Regions from separate parts of the Mus musculus genome. Here region 1 is linked to region 2. The links are chromatin loops, found by intact Hi-C in ENCODE. Cell type or tissue: left cerebral cortex. All regions are shown on one strand.

Region 1 (2,500 bases), 270 kb before region 2:
AGAAAAGCATGGCAAGGTTCGGGGTAGCTAACTAATATTCCAAGTCTACTATAGACACATATACTACAGACCTTATATATGTCTATGCTTACTCCACCAACACAGCCTTTCTCATTTTGACACCCCACCACTTCCTCCTCTGTCCCGCCCCCCACCTCCTCCTCTGCAACTCCCCCACCCCACCCCCGGTCTCCTCTGTTCTTGTCCATGTGAGGAGCATCTGTGAACTCCACTTAGACTCTTCTTTACCCCAGACTCTGTTCTGAAAGGTTCATTTTGTGCCTGGAGTTCAGAAAGGACCATGAGAGGGAAATAGAGATGATGTAATGCCTTGAAATTGTTGACTTTCACAAGTACGTTCGTCAAAACGAGGCATCGCCAGTGCTTTCATCCTGGGTGACCCTCTAGTCCCAGTTCTGAACCTTTCTGGCTGATTTCTTGTCCACAGCTCATGGTTTGGTTCTCTACATCATGCGTGAGACCTGTAGCATATCAGAAGCGACGGGGCAGGAGCCAGGACTGTGGCGCACACAGTATGCATAGGGGCTGTGCTCTCCTTAGGTCCCTGGGGGCTTCCTCAGCTTCTGAGGTTGTTAGGAAGTGGTTTATCTGACTGTATAAGACACAATTCTATATACTAGGTTCTGATAAAACTAAACTATTGGTTACACTTGAAATTTTAGGAGAACTGAGCATAAATGGTATTTGATGCAATTGGGGAAGGGATTTGGAGGTAAGGTGGTAGATAGCAAACTCACTGTACAGGAGAATAACATGTATCTCCAACAAATGACTAGTGGAGGACATCTTAATTCTAATGAAGATGTGAGCATTTATATTAAATAAATAAAGGAAAAAAACAAACAAACAAAAGACCTCTGCGTCTCCCTGAACCTATGTCCCATGGATAGAGAACACAGATTTATCCTTAAAATAACTGTAGTCTAAAAAATAATCATTATTCAATGGGGAAGAGGGGAAGGGAGGCGGGGGACCAAAATAGAGAGGTGATAAGAGGAACGAACCAGATGTGACACCAACCTTGATTACAAAAGAGGGAGGAAGGGAGGGAGGGAGGGGCTTGGACACAGGGGACTGAGCTGCCTGGAACTGTACTGAAACTATGAAAAAGCATCCTGAAGCTTCCAGAAGCTGCTGGTGGAGACAGCTGAGCTGAGCCCCTGGAAATGCTCCATGCAGGAGAGCCACACCTGGAGGTTAAAATTCTTAGAAAAGGAAAGAGATCAAAGGGGGCCAGATGCCCTGTGTGGGGCAGCGTGCCCTGTGAGGTGTGGGCTCGGGTATTCCAGGGAAGGATGCTTGGCTGAGAGATAGATAGATCTTGGTATAAACTGGGAAGCCTTCCCGTGATGAAACTGAATGAGAACCTTTAGTGTGTGTGTTGGGGGGTGGGGGGAGGAGTACACGGGTACCTTCCATCCCTCACTGAGAAGCTCCACCGTTGGTCCTTAGTCATATATAATTTAGGTTTCCAAGTTCTCCAGACACACGGAAGTCATACAGGTTGTAAAATGGGCTTTGTAGTCTGTACAAAATAACCCTGAATACAACCTCTAACCTAACACTTGAGTCTTCTCTATCCAAACACTTTTTCCAGAGGCAACCACTCTTAATATTTCTAAATGAATAGCGAGTTTGGGCAGTTGGGCACCACACCACATACATGCACTCTATTCCATATATAATACATATGTATTCTATATGTCAACAGTATATAGATCACAGCCCTCTCACATTTAAGTTCATGTTGGTCTGCTTCATCCTATCAAGGAGTGCATATGACTTCAAAGTGCCCCACTATTGTGATGTATTTAGCCATGTCCCTGACTGACCCCATTTGTCTTCGCAGACGTCCTTCTCATTCATTCATTCACCAAACTTTAAACATCACTCCCGGCATGTCAAACATGCAGTGCGCCTGAAAATTCAAAATTGACGCTGTCTGTGCTCTGCTGGCCTTACCATCAAGCAGACATACTTGAGATATGGTTGTATAGACACGGTGATGAAATAGAAGACAATGAAAGCCACCTTAAATCCTGCCGAGTCCGCAGCAGGGGGTGGGTAGTAGGATAGGAGTAAATAAATAAATAACCAGCTTGCCACAGCAGATCAACACTGCACCAGGAGCATAAACAAAGAGCCACAGGAGTCCAGAGGGGCAAGCCGGTTCCCAGCAGGGCTTTCCTGCCTGGGTCCAGGCCGAAGTCACCAGACCAATCTTTCCACAGCAAGCCTTTGATCAGGTCTCAGCTCTGCTTGCAAACCTCCTGTGACCCTTGGTGGCCTGGCCTCTTCCCCCATCTGCTGCAGAAATTACTGCGGTGACATCACTGTCTCTCACTAGAATGGGGGCCATTGTGATATGGTCCCAAAGCGCTCTGGGATTGCTATTACAAGTCCAGGGTGTGAGTTCTGTCTCTGTCACTTTTTCCTTGGGTGATAATGGCCAATCTACCAAAACTCTGAGATTTACAGT
Region 2 (2,500 bases):
CCGCTCCTCAGAAACTACTTCATCTCAGAGTAGCCTCACTACATGGCAGAGCTTTATGGGGGGCGGGGGGAATTTAGATTACAGCAATGGGCGAGGCAATTACTGAAACTTCAAAGTTGACCACACTTCAGGACCGATTAGCGCTTTTCTGGAATTAGAACCATTTCCAGTCGAGTCCCGCGAAGAAGTCATCTTGACGGTAAGTTCACGTTGCCCCCAGAATTCTATTGTGGCTGCAGAAGTCCCTGCTAACAGTGTTGAGGAAGCAAGATCTCATAGAGAACAACGGGGGACTCCACCTTCCCACTCACCCCATCCTCCCTGCCACACAGGCACATCGTTGTGTCGAGGGCAAAGGTTCATGTTGAAAGTTTCCTGTGGTGCTGAGTGGAAGACCATGCAGGGAGCAGTGGAGGTAAGCTGTGTGTGGCATGGAACTCGGGTTCTCTTAATGAAAGAGCTTATGTTCTCAAAGAGCTGAAAAAACAGCTCCAATTTTCTGGTGGCCTAGAATAAAATAGCATGGAGGGGAGGGGTCGCGTGAAATATAGAGTGTGCGCGCAGCTTTGCCGCACGGGGGAGGGGGTGCGCGCCTGAGCTATGGCGCATGCGTGAGTTCAACTTCAATGGCTTGAAGTAGTGACTCAGTCACACCAGCATTTGCTGTTAACAGACAGACCCACCTGGACGAGCTCTGCATGGTCACATTTCACAGTCCTTTGTAGACTGTTGTGATAGTGTATGTCCCTAAACTCGGTCAAGCCACCTACATTTAGCATTATTTTAATGACCAGCATACACTAGGTGTGTTTGTGCGTTTAGTTTTTATCCTGTTTTGGCTTTGCTTGTCCCAGTTTGCGGAGAACGAATCTGAGGCCACATACCTGGGTCCGCATTCTGCATGTCCTGTGAGCTGCTTTTGGCCACTCCCTGTGTGGTGACTTGATGAAGATGGGGATACAGAGAAGACGTTTAGAATTGCTCATGCCTGTTGATGCCAGTCTTCACAGAAATACAACAAGAAATTTTGAAAGAAGTGATGAGCATGTCATAAAGCTACTTGAGATAAAAAATGAGACCGGAAATCGATAGGTGGAAATCATGTGCTTCAATTGCTATGGTCCTACCCATAATTCCCGCTCTGCTCCTAGGGGCTGGTGGCTTCCTGGCTCCTGCACATTCGTTATGTCTTACTGGGATGGCTCCAAGTGCCTTTTGAGCTGAGACATTCTAGCAATCGGCCACAACAGAGCTAGCCTTTCCCTGAACGGAGATGATCTCCAGTTTTCTACTCAAGTCCGCACGCACCGAAACAAGCAGATCACAGAGAACTGAGACGCGAGTGTGTTCTGCTAGTTCTAGTGACGTTGACTGAAACAGCCATGCCTGATTGGCTAGAATAAAATAGAAAGCATCGGATGATAGAACTCCTTTTAAATTGAGCATTACCGTTTAACATACACTCTCGCATGCTAACTGTGATTCTCAGAGGTTCTCCTCACTCGGTTCTCCTATATGAAATGTGCAGCTGGAGAGACGTGATTTTCATATGAAGCACTTAGGACCATGCCAGGCATATGAAAACTGTTATGTAAGCATTAGCTATCATTTACTAGTAATGTTGTCCTTGCTAACGAGCCTAGTCTCAGCTCACTCTCACTGAGCTGTTCCGTGGAGGGTTATTAGTTACTATGCACAAAGAAGTGCATATGTGGCATGGGTCTTCAGAGTCACAAACAGGTGACCTCACGTAGATAGTGGTGCAGTTTATCAGCTAGCCCTGACATGACTTCCCAATGCCTCTATTGCAAGCCTATATCCCTTATTTTATTCCCAGAAATCTATTGTATGCATTGTTATGACTGACTTCCCACATTCCTCATGCTATTCCTTTCCTCAAATCCTCTCCAAAACCTGCACACCCGTAATGAGACATGCATGTGATCATAATTAGTTGGTTATCACATGTCTGGAGCGAAGAGGAAAATATCACTAGGGCATGTTCTTTACACTGTGAAGTTCACTTAGTAGAAGGTAAACACATGCACAAATACACACACATACAGATACTCACACATACACACATGTGCACACACATGCATACACATACACACATGCACACATACACACATATATACACATGCACACATATGCACACATATGCACACATATATACACACATACACATATGCACACATATACACATGCACACATATTCATACATGTACACACATGCACACATATATCTACACACACATGCATACACACACACGCATGCATGCACGCACATATACAGCATAAGTATCCAGAACTAAGTAGAAACTGCAGCGATGGAAGGAACATGCTAAGAAACACAGATGTAAGGACCATGTTTACTCTGGAAGGAACAAAGAATCTGATGGAGGAAGGATGCTGAGGCTTAGAGGATAAGAGTGGGTTAAAAGCCCTTTCTTCACTAATGTCCTACAATGCTCCAGCTGCATCTCCCATTGTTCTCAAC

What was found. Peaks named below come from ENCODE experiments on the same cell type or tissue, not always from the same donor. Only the 100,000 strongest peaks of a DNase experiment are listed, where the experiment ranks them.
Region 1: a loop joins it to region 2, with 2.0 times the contacts of the local background. A loop is called at or near these places in 4 of 42 quality-filtered maps.

The regions. Positions count from the first base shown.
Region 1 is chr10:120,574,059-120,576,558 of GRCm38, forward strand. No RefSeq gene overlaps it. Among named protein-coding and RNA genes, the nearest start is that of Gm34952, 47 kb to the left of the region's middle. In left cerebral cortex, no CTCF peak of the experiment used is centred here; no DNase peak of the experiment used is centred here.
Region 2 is chr10:120,842,527-120,845,026 of GRCm38, forward strand. The region is part of intron 4 of Msrb3 (methionine sulfoxide reductase B3); the gene reads right to left. Among named protein-coding and RNA genes, the nearest start is that of Gm15910, 14 kb to the right of the region's middle. In left cerebral cortex, no CTCF peak of the experiment used is centred here; a DNase peak (open chromatin) is centred at 1,332.